Linked DNA regions of Homo sapiens: region 1 is linked to region 2. A link is a loop called in an ENCODE intact Hi-C map of the cell type or tissue named here. Cell type or tissue: HCT116. All regions are shown on one strand. Each heading gives the region's core, and the rest is flanking DNA. Links, peaks and the distances in the headings are about the cores only.

Region 1 (8,365 bases), core at 80-8,079, 470 kb before region 2:
CCATAGGAAATAATGTAGTGTATATTTCAAGATAACCAGAAGATACTCAATGTTGTCACCACAAAGAATAAACGTCTAAAGTAATGGATGTGGTAATTATTCCAATTTGATCATTGTGTGCATTGAAACATCACACTGTACCCCATACACTTGTACAATGATAATGTGTCAATTATACATTTTTTTAAAATCCCATTAACAAAAAAAAGAAAAAGGAAAGAAAAGGGACCAATTGTCCTCTGCCAAACTGAGTATTCTAGGCTTGGCTAGATCTGTATGGCCAAAGAAAAATGAGGCAAAATAATTAAACTCTCAAATGTCACCTAGAAAAACCAACAGCACACACTATCTAAACCCACGCAGTTATTACGTGGGAAGCCGAGGCACGAAAATTGCTTGAGGTCAGGAGTTCCAAACCAGCCTGGGCAACATCTACAAGCAACAATATCCCGTCTCTACAAAAATACAAAATTAGCTGAGCATGATGATACTGTAGTCCTGGCTACTCAGGAGGCTGAGGTGGGAAAATTGCTTTAACCCAGGATTTTGAGTCCGCAGTGAGCCTTGATGGCACCACTGCACTGAGCCTAAGCCACCGAGTAAGAAGACCCTCTTACATACATACATAAATGAAATACATACATACATAAATACATACATAAAATCTATTTAAAGCAATTAAAATTTCTACTGCTACTATAGTATAACACAACTAGATTCAAAACAGTCTTCTCAACAAAGCAGAGTATTTTTCAAGCAACAATTCTAAGCCACACGCTGCCGTCCCCTACTCAGTATCCACCCCTAGCCCACACAACTCGCTACCCTCGGCCCTGACTCACTCAACTACCTACCGGACCCCACTACCCACCTACACCCCGTGTAAACCCACGCACTATCTACACCGTACCCCATTCCACTCATTTAACTCCACGCTTATTAACTTACCTTCCCCAAACACATACCTGCTCACAACCTACCTCTCATTCTAAGTAACAAATATAAAATCATTGTCAAAAGCATTGACATACTTGCAGTACTCTTCCCTGCAGAAATACTATCTTTCCTTTTACTGAAATCTTTTGTGATCCTCCGGTAAATACCAGTTTTTTTATCTACGATTTTATGGCTTCTGTTGGCTTAGTCTATTTGTTGTTGTAAACAAAATATTTTCCATAACATATTCAACATTATTATTGCAGTGTAAGGAAAACAATTGACTTTTATCTACTTACTTTCTACGTTGGGACTTCTCTGAACTCTTGCTTATAAGTTCGTGAAACGATTCTCGTGAGTCTTCCCTCAAAATGTTTTCACGTATAGGAAATGTTGTTGGAATCACAGCAAAAAGAGTGGTGATGAACAGAGGTGGAAGGAGCCAGGCATTACGCTCGTCCTTCATGGTTCCGCCCCCTGGCCCAGCCTCTGGGTCACACCCTTCCTTAAGGCTGCCCTCCCAGTTCTCCTGTCCCTCTCGGTTGAGCAAGCCCAGGGTCCTTTCTTGCCAATCTGGACCTGGTGCTGTGTCCGGAATTGGTGGGTTCTTGGTTTCACTGACATCAAGAATGAAACTGCGGACCCTCACAGTGACTGTTACAATTCTTAAAGATAGTGTGACCAGAGTTTGTTATTTCTGATGTTCGAAAGGGTTCGTAGTTTTTCCTTCTGCTGGGTTCGTGGTCTTGTTGGTTTCACGAGTGAAGCTGCAGACCTTCGCGGTGTTACAGCTCTCAAGGCCGCGCGTCCACAGTTGTTCATTCCTCTCAGTGAGTTCGTACTCCCGTTGGCCTCAATAGTGAAGCAGCAAACCTCTGCAGTCAGTGGTACAGCTGACTCAAATGAAAGCACTGCGGACTCAAATGAGTAGCAGCAGCAAGCTTTACTGCGAATATTAAAAAAAACAAGCCATACAAGCCCCACAACAGAACCTAACCTGATTGCCACTGCTGCCTCAGGCAGCCTGCTTTTATTCCCTTATCTGACCCCACCCAAATCCTGCTGATTGGCCCATTTTACAGAGAGCTGATTGGTCTGTTTTACAGAGAGCTGATTGGTCCGTTTTGACAGGGTGCTGATTGGTCCATTTTACAGAGAGCTGATTGGTCCGTTTTGACAGGGTGCTGATTGGTGTGTTTACAATCCCTGAGCTAGACACAGAGTGCTGATTGGTGCATTTATAATCCTCTAGCTAGACACAAAAGTTCTCCAAGTCCCCACTAGATTAGCTAGACACAGAGCACTGATTAGTGCCTTTACAAACCCCAAGCTAGACACAGAGTGATCATTGGTGCATTTACAATCCTCCAGCTAGACATAAAAGTTTTCCAAGTCTCCACCTGACTCAGGGGTTCAGCTGGTTTCCCCTAGTGTATCCCCTGCCCTAGGATCCAGCGCACTAGGATCCCGCCCCAGGTGCAGGTGGAGCTGCCCGCCAGTCCCCCAGGCCGCAGGTCTGCACTCCTCAGCCCTTGGGCGGTGGAGGTGACCCAGCGCCCCTGAGCAGGGGGTAGCGCCCCAGGGCAGGGGGCAACGCGGGTCAGGGAGGCTCGGGCTGCGCGAGAGCCCACTGCGGGAAGGTGGGGCGCTCGAGCGTGGCGGGCTGCAGGTCCCGATCCCTGCCCCACGGGGAGGCGGCTGAGGTCCAGCGAGAATTCGACCAAGGCGTGGGCGGGCCCACACTGCTGGGGGACCTGGCGCGCCCTCCACAGCTGCTGGCCCGGGTGCTAAGCCCCTCACTGCCCGGGAGTGCGCGGCCCGCGGAGCCCGCGCTCACCTGGAACTTGCGCTGGCAAGCACCGCCCTCAGTCCCGGTTCCCGCCGGCGCCTCTCCCTTCACACCTCCCCGCAAGCAGAGGGAGCTGACTCCGGCCTCAGCCAGCACAGAGAAGGGCTCCCACAGTGCAGCGGCGGGCCGAAGGGCTCCTCAAGCGCGGCCAGAGTGGGCACCGAGGCCCAGGAGGCGCTGAGAGTGAGCGAGGGCTGCTAGGCTGCTGTCACCTCTCACTGCCACCACATCAGTGGGCCCTTCTTACTTAAAAGGTGTCCGACAGCTAACCTGAGGACTGACTATTCTGTTAACAGATCTGCCTTAGATGCCTAAGGCATCCCTGCCTTTGAAGAGCTGAGGTTCGCTCCATCCTAAGCCCGCCAAGGCCTCTTCCAGCTTCTGTGTTTCCACGCACAGGCACCTGACGCACTTGGGCCATGACAGGTGAGGTGCTGTTTTAAAGAAGCCTCCTAATTCTTGAAAAGCACTGATGGAAAGACATAGCCTCTTTGTGGATTGTGCTATGTTTGATGGGAGTGCATACCTGAGGCCACAGTTTTGACACCAGGAAAGGAGGGAACCTGAGGTACAGCAGTCACAGGAGGCATGCAGGACCTGCCAGGAGCATTGCAGAGAAGTGGAGCCGGAGCCTGACGCCCTGGGACTTCCCTCCACTCTATTCCTTGCCATGGGCATGGCCAATGGTCTTCTAGTGTGGGCAGGGAAAGTATCCGCACTGATCATCTGAAGGATGCAAAATCAGCACAATCACAAAAAGGCTTCATGGAAGGACTCATCATTCAGCAAATGATTTATCACTAGCTAGGCGCCAGGACTCTGTTTATCTCTTTATCTAGATCAACAGTACTCCCAAGGCCAAAAGCCATAAAGGAGAAGATGCATGGACATAACCAGAGTATTTCAAAATGCCTTCAAGACAAAATTATTTTCAAAACATAGGCAAATGCAAAAGTCAAGTGAAAACTGGAGAAACTGTGTTTACAAGGAATCTAACGAAAACCCAATTTCCTTATGACATAAAAAAAGTATCAAATCAATAGCAAAAAGTAAAACAAAAACCTAATAAAAATAAAGCAAATGACATGATAGGACACAATCCTAAATAGATAAATACATAAATAGATGACTTTAAATAAGTTCTTAGCAATTTCAACCTCACATTTTAAAATTCACGAACTAGTTATTATAAGAGATCCTTTTTCACATATCCAAGTAAAAATTGTTTTACCAGCTTGACCATACACAATGTTTGCAGTGTTGGAGGGAAAGGTACCCTTACACACTGTTAGAGGTAAACAGGCGCCGCCTCTTTGGAATTTGGAATTTGTCAAATACGTAAGCATTTTAAATGCATGTAACCAATGACCCAGCTATCATCCTTTCTAAAATTGGTTTCACAGATAAACTCATTCCTTTTAAATAACTGATTTAATAAGTGACCTTAGGGCACAGATTATTTGACAAGAATATTTATTGTCTACTTGAATTCAGAGATTTTGGCACTGTGCAAGGCACACATGGGGAGTCTATAGATATGTGAATAAATAGCATCCCACCAGACAGCTAAGGACAGAATCATTGCCTGGAATTCTTTCCTCCGGGTATTGTCAATGCGATGTAAGAATATAAAACAAATAATGAGAGAATTCTAAAGCGAGAGGAAATAGAAAACGCTAACCCAAGGGGTTTGGCCGCTTTACCTCATCCTGACTCTAGATGGCAGCATCCGCTCACTTCCCCCAGCTGGGAGACTAGCTCCAGAAGCAGCCTGAATCCGAGCGAAATTGGAAGTTTTCCATGTAGGAGAATCAGCCGGGCACGGGCATCTGCTCAAGCCCCACTTGCAGTTAGGAGGATTCTCCCCACTTGAACGAACTCACAGAAGCAGATATCTGACCCCACTTTGGTCCGTTTACTCCATACATACAAGCCAAGGCATTTGTTTCTTTTTTTTTTCTTTTTTTTTTTTTTTTTTTTGTGGTGGAGGGGCGCTGTGATTTGTTTGGTTATGAGCCAGAAAAATGCCAGATATGTCCTGAGTGCTTCCCAAGCTCAATCACAGATAGGCACTTCCTTGACCTAACTGAGCTTCAAAAACGCATCAGCAAAAACACCCACGTAAGATGTCCGATGGGAGGCACCTCGGGACATATCCTAGGCAACAGCAGGGAGGCCCGCTTCCTCCTGCCGGCCGCGAGCAGCGCAGCACCTCTAGGGCCCGCGGAGAGAGCGAGGTCTCCCTGCCATGCGTGGGGTGGAGGCGGTGCTGTGCAGGACTCCCCTGCGGTCCACCTAGACTCTCAGCTTTAAAACTCCATTCCCAGGCTAAAAGGAAAAGAAAGCACTGGGAGGAGAAAACGGACAAGAAGTTCAAAACTCAGGTTATGGAAAAAGAGATAAATGAATCCTCACAGAAGCAATTTAGACTAGAGGCTTGAAAAGCCCAGGGTTATCTGGAAGAAATGAGATTTCCCCTAAGCATAAAACCTATGGTATGGAAATGAAACTGATTGAAGAAATACGTTGTGTGTGTGGGGGGGCGGGTGTCTATCTTTCAGTCTCTCTCTGTCTCTGTCTCTGTATCTCTGTCTGTCTATCTGCCTCTCTCTGTCTCTGATCTCTGTCTCTATCTCTGTCTGTCTCTATGTCTCTGTATCTCCCTATCTCTCTGTCTCTGACCTCTGTCTCTGTATCTCAGTTAACTCTCTGTAGCTCTCTCTGTCTCTATCTTTCTGTCTCTCTCTCTGTCCCTGTCTTTCTGTCTCTCTCCCACACACACACACACACACACTCCAAACAAAGTGTAGTGAAGGAGAGCTGGATAAATTACTGCGCACATGCTGAGGGAAAAGGCAGATTGATAGACAGGGGTGGCTAAAAAGCAACCCTGCGATCCGGTTCCCAGCAAATCTGCCACTCAAGTTTCTCATCTCATCAGGGATGGGAAGGAACAGAAGGCTCCACTGCGGTGCTGGCTGTGGGCTTATACGTTGCCGATCCCTGGGGACTGGACCTAGTGCTATTCTGCAGAAGGTAATTGAAGAAACCCTACTAGGAATGAAGAAACCCAAGTGAAGGAGGGTGACAGATGGAAAGGAATGCTTCTAAGCAGTTTTCGTGCAGGGTTGTGAAAATGAAGCGTCTATAGAGGAAAAGGACATGTTTCACAGGCTCAAGGATTTGAGTTTAAGCTTCAATAAAGATGAGAAACAGAGTAGGAATTTCCCTAGCAGTTCTTTGTACGGAAATTAGCGTGAAGATCTGAAGGGCTTCGGTACTGACAGCAACTTCCAAACTGCTTCAAGCCGCTCACCATCAAAATGAGGTGAATATCCAAAACATTTCCTCCCTAGAGAGAACTTCTGACAAGATCAGGGAAATGTAAGTTTAGCGACTAAACCAGGACGCGGTGGGCAGGCTCACGGCAGCACCCTCCACTCAGTGTGGCTTCCTTCCTGCCCCTGTCATCACCTGTGAGGTGTGGGCCTTGCAGCGAGATTGGGGTATTCACCCAGTTTTCTTCCTTGAGTCTAAGTGAGGATTGCTTGGTAGACATTAGAATCCACAAGCATAAAAGGTAACGTTGCAGGGGCTGAGGAAGCCACTGCCATCCGGGGAGCCACAGGACATGGAAGCTGAGGGACAGACGGCAGAGCCCTCAGAGGAGCTGAGCTAAAGAGCTTCTAGCAAAACTGCAGTTGCTTGGGGGGACTCGGCACTAAGATTACGACAATTTAGCATTAAGTATAACCCGGATAGGAGTAATTAAGCTTAATATTGCAGAAACAGTATTTTAAAGAAAAAAGATGGACGTATGGCCCAACGAAGAATTTTTTCTGATTTGTGGATTTATGAGTGAAAGTCTTTCAACAAGGGGAAAAGAAGGGGACGGGAGGGGAGGGGAGGGGAGGAGAGGGATATAAGGCATGCTCATGAGTGGTTTCCTCTGTAGGCAGCTGGGGCCCCAACCGGCTGGGTCTCCTGGACAGTGTGGACACACCCCAGGGCTGCCTCTCCTGAAGGCAAGGATGCTGGGCACACCGGCTCTTGTTACCTGCTTTAGTGGCTGCTCCTGGTGGTGTCAACTGCCCTGCACTTCTGGCATGTTACAAGCATGAAACAGAGCAAACAAAACCCTTGGTGGGGAACCTCAGATGCCTGGAGTATAGACCTTCAGAGGGTTCTGGAAGGGCCACTCCCGAAAGCCTCTGAGCAGCAGCATCCACTATGCACCTGTGTAAGAGAGCAGGCTGCCTGGTTATTATGGGGTGCCACAATCTCCCCAGCTACCAACATACGAGATGATCCTAGAGATAACCAGAGGCACCATGGACTGGCTGGTTCACCGTTGTACAATGGATTGATTTGGCTGCATTTAAAGCTGGCCCCAGTCCGAGGAAAAAGACAGACGCCTGGCTGGCCTCTGCTGTCACCTTCAGAGCAGGGTTGTTCTGTTTTTCTAACAGCTGGTTGGATTCATCTAGATAATTTCCACTCTGCCTTTTTGTCAGCAGATCTCTTTAGCTGCGGTTTTGACCCTAGGTCGCCAGACCACTCACCAAGATGAAAAGTGGTAGTGTATTTTTCTGTCAGCCAGCCCAGAGGCTGCCAGCAGTGCCCCTCGGCCAAGGGCTTTGACCTTGGACGTTAGCGAGCAATGACCCACAGGGCAGCAAGCAAGGGGAAGTGTTGCTCTCTTGCTTCCTTCTTATTTCTCATGCTGTCTGGGAGTTTTCATAAATTTGAGCTAGCTTGAAATCATGTACATCGTGTTTATGTGCAGAAAAAAACCTACACTGTATCGATAACTTAGTTTACAGTTTACACAGATACTTTCACATTCTTTCTTTATCTGAATTCAAATCTGCCCATACACTTGTCTCTCCGTCAAGCCTAATATTTAAAGGTCAATTTACAAACAGCGTGTGTAATCTTATGAATTCTTGCCACATGGTGCCATCTGAGTCCATCTCCCAATCATCTTTGAAAATCTAAGAGAAATTCCAGATTGTTTGACTTTTAGTCTGATAATAGATGATCTCTAAACAGTTTACAACATAGTCATTTTGAGATTGAAAATATCAATCTCATTTTTTTGTTTCACAATGGCTGCTGCCTTAAAAACCAATCCAGTTTGCTGTATTTATTGTCTTATTTGCTATAAATCTAGAGCCAATTATAGCAGTTTCTCATACATTGCCCATAAAAAATGCTATACTATTTCAGCTTTTCAAGTGATGGATACTCTCATAAGAAAATTAGAAAGCTTCCAACAATGGGTCTCATAGATGACTACTACTTTGTCCTCATTTCCAAATGACACAGTCATCTAAGGAATTAAAGGAACTGGAAGTGGAGTGAGTTTTTATGTGCATGATGAAGAATGTTACTTTCAAAGTACAGATGCAACCCAACTTACACAATGGGGTTACATCCCGATAAACCCATGGTTAAGTTGAAACTATCCAAGTCAAAAATGCATTTAACACACCTAACCTATAGAATATCATAGCTTAGCCTAGCCCACCTTAAACATGCTCAGAACACGTACATTAGCCTACAGTGAGGTAACATCAT
Region 2 (8,365 bases), core at 191-8,190:
CTGGTTTCCAGGTCCCTAGCCCATAAGTGGGGTTGGAACCTTCAGCTGGCTACCTGTGGGGCCTGCTCCTCCCCACACTCCCTGGCTGTCCCTGCAGGCTGAAGCAGGTAAAGAAGCGTGAGTGAGCAAGAGGAGACCATGCAGCTCCAAGTCCAAAGGCGCCAAGGCTCCTTTGCAGCTCGCACAGTTGTGGGACAGTGCCCAGAATGAGTGGTTCATGCGCCTGCAGTAGCATCACCCCTGCACCTCTCAGCTGGGAGATTCAGCAACAGGAGCTGCACTGTGACCTTGTCAGTTTATAGTTCTAAATGTGTGATCTTTTGAGATAGTTTGGGGAGAAAATTTAAAACTTTGTGTGTTAGGATTTATGCTATCTGGAGACAAATAAAATCAAGGAGGATGAACCAGGTGGAATAGTACGTCTGGCATATTTTTAATTCATTATTTTAACAACTTTAATTAATTCCTTATACATAATAACATATCCCCCTTAAGTATAAATTGTGATTTTATTGTCAAGATCCTATATAGTATGTGGATATGTCTTACTCTGAATAATATGTAAAGATTGAAAATATAAACAAGATAGATGTAGGAATAATTTTTTTATAGAAAAATTTCTCTTTTCCTAAGGATTCTCTTCTGAGTTTCTTTAATGAATGAAATGTCCTAATGTAGTCAAAATAGAATTTTACTTTCCAGAAAAATCTACCACACACCCCTTAGAAAAAGAGAAGCTCCCTGGAATTTTTTTTCGTGGGATGGAGTGAGATGGAGGTTGAGATCAAAGGGCAGAGCCTTTCCCGAATAGTTAGAACTTGCCAGGGAGGAATTAAATTGCCGCCTCTGTGTGCATTTGGACTCAGTGGCTTGATAAATGTGGGGGCCTCTCCCGTAGGCTGCGGTCAGTGCTTAGTGTGCATTTGAGTTCGCCCCCTCATGAGTCTGACTCTGAGGTCTGTGGCCCACCCACTGGGCTGGATCTGCAAAACAAGCCTCCATTCATAAAACCAGCAAATGGCAGAGTGGAAAGAAAGCAAACTCAGAAATCACCTAGTCTAATGGCCCTGAAGGTATGGTTTTGTTTTAGTTCCTGGCATCAAAGTACTTTTGAAAAAGTCGGAGTTGGTATATATATTCTACCTGAGTTGGAAAAAAAAAAAAAAAGTAAGCAGCCAAACCAGGTGCAGTGTTCCATGGCTAGGACTCACACCCCAGGAGGCCCGTCCTGTCCTCTGGACCTGCCCAGTAGCAGCTTGGCTTCCTGGCCCTGTGACTCACTGGGTGCCTGCTGGCCACATCCCAGGTGTCCCACCTAGACACTGGCAGAGTGATATCCACCCCTCCTGGCCTGCTGCAGAGCAAACCTCAGGAAGGTCAGCTGATTGTTGATGCTGAAGCAGGAGTGCTGAGGAAGATGGCCAAACAGATGCAGACACACCCCTCCTGGACCCCCTTCCTCAGCCAACCCCTCGAGTCAACTTGAACCTTTTAGCACCTTTGAGAATCGTGCTTCAGCACAGTGAGCTGTGCATTCTGCAGTCGCCTTAGTTTTATCCACAGGTAGGGAGCAGAACCCATCGAGATGTATGCATGACAGGCCCTAGGGGAGTTAGGGGGTTCAGCCCTCACAGCCTGACTCCGTTGCTTTAGGGATGTGCATATACTTCTCTGAGAGAAGCGTCAGAGAGAGCCTGGGCTGCTGTACCTTGGTGCACTTCCTGGCATTTCTCCATTCCATTCCCTACAGGTGAATATGCCCAGGCACCTCCTTCAGGACCTGCTCCCACTATGCAGGGCTCTGTTCCACCTTCTATCAATAGAACCTTCCGTCAGCGAATATAGTGATCACGTTACAGTGTTCGGTGGCTTGATATAGCACAGTAAGTCATCACTTAACACCATCAGCAGGTTCTTGGAAACTGCTACTTTAAGCAGAAGGACATAGAACAAAATCAGCAGTACCACAGGCTAATTGCTATAACAAGAGTTAAGTTCCCAGGCATATTTCTGGTCACAAAAACATCACCAAAATTCTAAATAAAGACTAAAACACTTCTAATATTAAGGATTTGAAATAAATGTGAGCTATCCACCTAAGGAAGATTAATAAAAGCAAGATAATTATTGACAGGCTCTCAGGTGGCCAGAGCCTATCGCAGCAGCTCCAGGTTCCAGGCAGCAGCCTGCCCTGGACAGTATGCCAACCTCTCACAGGGCGTACTCACTCACACTGGGACCACTGGAACAGCCCACTTGTCTGACATGCACAGCTTTGGGATGTGAGAGGAGACCAGAATACCTGGAGAAAACCCACACAGACGTGGGGAGAGGAGAACATGCCAGCTGCGTGCAGACAGTAGCCCCAGCCAGGAGGTGATTTTTTTTCTCATCAGTATTATCATGAAATGATATTATTTGGGGACCTGTTGTACTCTCCACTGAATGGTTGCATTTTAAAAGAAATTTTGAGGGAGAACCCATGTGTCGTGAGCAGGGCAAGGTCAGACATAACCAGGTCCATGAACGTTTGTGTCTTTCCACAAGGTCAGGCTTTTATTGATACTATTTCCATCATAAAATCCATGTGCTCCATGCAGTTTCCCAGAAGGAACTTCTTAGTGTTTTCCATTCACTCGGTAATCAGAGCTGTGGTCACACAGGCTCAAGCCACTCCACAGCTCAGTCAGTACTGCAAACCATACCTAGTAGTGTACTTAATATATAAATGTTTAGATTAAGCAGTCCACATCAAACAGAGTAACATTTAACATCAAGAGACACGGGGAGAGGAAAAGGGGTTAATGAACTAGTCCAAGGACAGTGACATGGACAAAGAGAGGGTCCTGGGCTTATCTGGACAGGCAGCATCATCTTGCATGGAAGAGCCCTTGATTTGGGCAGTCTTTGGCGGCAGATGCTGGGTGCTGATCATGAGTGACAGCAAGATGGAGTCTGTCAAGATGGCCATCTCGAGTTGTAGAAGTCCTGCTCATTACCGCCCTTGAGTCCTTTGGTGAGGACTGACAGTAAAGGGTTATGCCCTTAATCTGGTTGGGTGTTGTCTCTGTTGATTATGCAAATATCTGGACCGTGTTGGCTGGATGCCTTTTGAAATGTGAAATGGAGTCATTTTCTAAGATAAAATCACTTCTGTCAGAGGTGCTCTGTACACCGTGTAATCCCTGCTGGTAACATTTCTGTCCTTGGGAGATATCTGGGGAGGGAGGAATCCCTGTACCTTCATTACTCCTCTTGGGTCACCTCTTGCCTGTCAGGCCTGCTGTTAGTTGGCTCCACGTCTCAGGACCTGCATACCCAAGCCCTCACCCCTCTCTCAGCTGCTACGAATGAGGCAAGGAGGCGTTTGATGCCAGTTACACTGTTCCAGCCTAGTTCGTGTTTCCAAAGGGCCTTTGGGAGCCTCAGCCTGTTCCTTGCAATCCTAGTGTCCTTGTGGCAATGTTTGTGAGCTATTCCACACGTGGTCACTGTCACTTCAAAGTAAATTAGTGTCATCAGAAAACTGGGGACAGAGGTCAAGGGCAATTACTGGGTTGAGAACCATCCCTTGGAGGTAGATAATAATGATGGCAGTTTTCAAAATAGTTTCAGTGTTTTAACCCCTGTGTTGTAGGTGGAATGGATATTATTGTCCTCATCTCAAAGATTAGGATCTTAAGTCTTAGAAACTGAAGTGACTTCCTTGGGATAATGAATCCCAGGATGAGACGAGGCCATCCAGGCATTCCAGCCTCCACCCTTTGCAGGTCCCTCAGCATCCATCCTAAGTTTCCATTGGTTCTATGTTGGTGCAGCTCAGGCTTGTAGGAGTTGTCTTGACCTTCCTGATGCTTGGAGCTGTCCATGACTCATGGGCCACCATAGGGGACAAAACCACAGAGCATAAAGTGAAATCCAGCCATGCCTAGGATGAATCAGCAGTTAGCTTTCTGACTGACAGCTTTGTCTATGCTCAAAGGCACCAGCTCAGTGTCAGCAGGGCCTGACCACTCGCAGGCAGAACATTGTGTGGGAGTCAGGGGTTCATGAATGTGTTTGCTTCTTGGTCCTTCAGAGGTGGGCTCTTCCTTAAATGAGACAGCGTTGCCTGGTGTGTACTTCCTGGGTTTTCAGCCTGGTTCTTCCCTTCTTAGGAAGGTGGCTTTGGGTCAGACCCTGGACCTTGCCTCAGATCTGAGATGAGGAATACCTTTCTCCAATCCATGCATGTGGGTGGCAACTGAACTGCCACCATCAACAGTGGTGTCAGCATCCATCGACTGTCCCCCTGCCTGCCCACATGGTCCCACCGTGAGGACCAGTGAGAATGAGGATTCAGCAGCAAGTGGACTATACATATTGACTGGGGGTCGCCTTTGTGTGAAGGCCAAGGGTTCCCTGATGCTACCTAGAAAGGGATAGATGGGCATACAAACTCCAGAAGACACCATCATCCCAGAGGAGAGCAGGGCTTAACTGGAGTGAGCCTCGGGTTCCTGTCTATTTCATGTAAGGAGTTTAGGCTTCATGAGTAGCTTGTCTTATTGGTGTAGACCAGCCTTGAGAGCTCGTGTTCTTGGAAGTGTTGTTGCACTCAACGGCTGTTGCACCTGTATAGAAGGGCTGCCCTCTGTTGCTGAACCATTACAGGCCCAAATAGAAAAGCCACAGCAAGCAAGCCTGTTTATGGGTTGGACACTTAATGTCTGCTGATCCTAATGAGGCCATGTTCCGGAATATTGTTTTGTGGAAAGGGAACGTCAAGAAGATAAAAGCATTTGATTTGCTGCAAATTTTGCCTAACCCATTGAGCTTTTCCCCTGCCAGGCACATTGCGTTGATTATTGTAAATTTGCTGAGGTTTTTCCAGTCTTTTCCTAGAATAAAGCCACATCCATTCACTTTCTTTCCTCATCTTATCAATTAAATGCAAGTGGGTACTTCTGAGTCATTTTCTGTTGAGAGCAGCATCTCTGCTCCCCACCCTTTTTAATACACTCATTAGTTCGGTGGAGAAAAGGGTTGATTTATTCTTGGACTTAGCTCATATCTTTGTCCTGAGTATCTGAGTGGCTCACGTGAAGTATTACAGTGTATTACTAGGAAGAATTAGCACAAATAAAGCACTCTGGCTTCTAAAAGTTAACTGTGTGCTTCCATGCCTCTCACCCTTTTTCATATCACAGCACACTTAAAAACCCGCCTGGGTTTGTGGAACACCCTAGGGAAATTGACAAGCCTGCTGTGGGCCGAGGTGGCGGCCGTGTCACTCCAGCCACTGAGAGGGCTGATGGGGCCTCTGGGGCTCGTGGTTCATGCCCTTTAACTCGCTATACTGGTGGAGAAATTCTGTGCTAAGTAAGCCTTGTTAGCTAAGGGTTCATTGGATTCCCATTCCCAACCCATGCCAGCCTAAGGTGTTGGCCGAAATTGAAAAAAGAACTGTTTCAGCTGGTAGTGATAACTGGCACCAAATACAGCCACTGGGCCTGTGCTTCAGTCTTAGAACACTGAGGCGGTCAGGTGAGTACTGCTTCTTTCCCAGTCTTGCTGCGACCGAGTCAGTGGCAGGCCTGGGCAGTGAGCGGTGGAGCGGGAACGGCGGACACATGGGCGCAGTGAGAAGCAGAGCCCAGGTCCTCACGCCCCAGGCTCCCTGCCCTCAGGTGCCCAGAAAGTGCACGTTTGTTCTGCAGTGGATCAAACATTAGATACGTATACACTGTAAAAGCCCACTAATTCAGAGTTTGTGATAAAAACATTTAATTTTTCCATCCATGGCAAAGCAGTCTGTGAAGTTAATAATTAACACGATCACTTAGAGCAGGCTTTTGTTATTCAAGTATGCACTTCCATGATTGCATATTTGAAAACAGGCTTTTCTGGATTACAAAAGTAATACATGTTCATTGTAGTAAAAATAGAAGCATTAAAAATACTTGAAAATGAACATAGAGGTGAAAATGAACAGGAGGGATGACTATTTAAACAGTGTCAGTATGTTTCTCTTTCCAGGCCATTAGCTAATAACCTATACTGGGCACTAAGTTGTATTTAGTTTCTCACTAAAACAGATGTTTTTTAGTAAAATAGATTGGGAGTGTAGATGCAAGCTCACTCAGTAAGAACGTTTCTGTGTCCCCTTTTCCTAAGATAGAGAGCTTTCTTGTATTTCTCCCTAGCTATTAAATATTCATTGACATCTAAATCTCTATTGAGTGATTAATTTGCACAATATATTATGTGAAAAAGATTAGAAAAGCATATTCATAACATGATCCCATTTTGGAAAATATATATTTAACTGGGAAAAAAAATTATATAAATACACGTTTTTCCTCCTTGTACTGTTTGGCTGGTTTTCTACCAAAATATTAATGCTGGTGGCCTTTCAGTGGCGAGATCTGGGACAGCTTTGACTCTCTTTGGTATAGCCCTGTGTAGTCTCCCGATTGGTCTATAATGAGCACATTATGGAATCAGAACAAAAAAGCCATTTCCATTTTGGAATGGAAAGCAGAACGTTTCCATTCTGCATTGCATGCAGGGCACTGGAAATGCAAAGTGGATGCGTGGACCACACAGGGGAGCACACCTGACCTCCTCTTCTCTCTGTTCCAGGAAGGCGTGGAAGTGCGAGTGGCCAGAATCTTCAACACCTTTGGGCCACGCATGCACATGAACGATGGGCGAGTAGTCAGCAACTTCATCCTGCAGGCGCTCCAGGGGGAGCCACTCACGGTAGGTGCTGGCCTCGGCTCAGGGAGCACCTTGCAACCCAAATCGAAGTCAGCTCACAAAGGATGAGGGATAAGTGCATCTTGGTTCAGGGAGTGACACTTCTGAAGCTGCCATGTATACCCGCTACCCTCCACTAAGGGGAAGGCAGGCACGGGGACATAACCCAGATGCATGGCTGCTCCACGAAACTAGAGTCACCTTGCCCTCCATGGCCACTGGGGTCCCTGCCCATGCCTCCAGGTCTGCCTGCCTGTACCAGCCGGCCTGTGAAGACCTTCTCCGACATACTTTTGGCCTGCTGGCTGTAGCCAGGGGTGTGCCTGTACTGGGTGTCCTCGGATGGCTGAGAAGCCTGGACAGGTAGGGTGGGGAGGTGAGCCACATCTGGTCAGGCTGGGCCGTCACCTTGACAATGCCGGCAGGCCCTCGGTACCATCCTCCACTGGCCACCCTCAACCCAGGGAGACTTCTGGAGCCAGCAGAGGTCCCAGTGATCTGTGGTCGGTGGTCCAAGTGTGTGGCAAAGATGTCTGTGCCGACACTGACTGCTTGGTACCCTCAGATACCATCTGGGGTCAGGGTGGGTTTGCTGATTCCACACCTGTTCCCACAGCCCTCTGGCCTCCCTTGGGAGGAGCACCCCAGGCCTGCCTGGTGAGAGGCTCTGCCGGCATCTTTGGTTTTGCTAATCCTCCCTCCCACCCCCAGCTCCCCGGTCACTCCTCTTCGTGGTTGTCTGCCCAGGCTGCTTTGCTCTTCTGATCTGTAGCCTCCTAGAGCACTTTCCAGCATGGCATTTTGTGGGACTCGAGTCGATTTGCATCCTGTTACTCTGAAAATCCTGTGGCATGGTTTGTTATCAATTGAGTGTATTCCAGGGGGAAGAATTATAGCTCTGTGTATTTCTGTGTAGTACATATGCATCTACCCATTGATTGGTTGATCACGTTAGCTCACTCTTCTGTCCTATGATCTGCAGGTGACATTATTCCCCTCCTTTTTCAGGCAAGGATGCTGGAGCGCAGAGGTTATATGAGTTGCCCAAGCTTAGGTGGCCACACAGTGGTAGCCTGGGTTTTGAAGCCAGAGCCCCCGCTCTTCATGAGCATTCTCCGTGGTGTGTGTCTCCTTGTCTGTGTTGGCTGCTCCGCTACCAACGTAGAACCAAAAGCCTAGCCTGTTACACAGTGGGATGACTCTCCAAGGGCAACTGCATTGTATAGCTGAGTTTCGCTGAGTGCATTCCTGGGGAGAGGTGAGTCCAAACTCAGCTTTAGGCTCCCAACAGCCCATGCCAGCTCTCCCACCTCCCCCTGTCACTAAGTGGTATCTTGGTGCCCCTAAATGGAGGCTCTGTGACTACACATGGCTCTTCTCCTTCCTTCACTGCACAGATCCACCAGCACATCCTAATGGCCGTGCCCTCCCTAGGTAGATCCAGACTCCAGTCCCTGGTCTACACTGCTGCCGCCCCACCCCTATTTATTGCCGTAGCCTTGGAGCCACTCTCATTCTCCCTGTCCTGTGTACTCTCAACCCCGCAGCTGGAGGGAGCCTTGTAAAGAGGGGTCGGAAGCTCAAGTGGCTCTGCAGCTCCAGCAGAGCACGGGACACAGCCCTG

Evidence for each region. Hi-C counts contacts between places; a loop is a spot of excess contacts. Peaks named below come from ENCODE experiments on the same cell type or tissue, not always from the same donor. Only the 100,000 strongest peaks of a DNase experiment are listed, where the experiment ranks them.
Region 1: a loop joins it to region 2, with 3 times the contacts of the local background. A loop is called at or near these places in 79 of 110 quality-filtered maps.

What each region holds. Positions count from the first base shown.
Region 1 is chr2:106,578,884-106,587,248 of GRCh38, reverse strand. No RefSeq gene overlaps it. Among named protein-coding and RNA genes, the nearest start is that of CD8B2, 96 kb to the right of the region's middle. In HCT116, for the core only: a CTCF peak has its summit at 4,510 (motif pointing right); DNase peaks (open chromatin) are centred at 4,548 and 4,938; H3K4me3 peaks cover 893 bases; H3K27me3 peaks cover 32 bases.
Region 2 is chr2:106,111,025-106,119,389 of GRCh38, reverse strand. It overlaps UXS1 (UDP-glucuronate decarboxylase 1), which reads left to right. Exons shown (of 15, transcript NM_001253875.2): 10 at 6,625-6,744. Among named protein-coding and RNA genes, the nearest start is that of ECRG4, 50 kb to the right of the region's middle. In HCT116, for the core only: no CTCF peak of the experiment used is centred there; a DNase peak (open chromatin) is centred at 3,899; H3K4me3 peaks cover 717 bases; H3K27ac peaks cover 670 bases.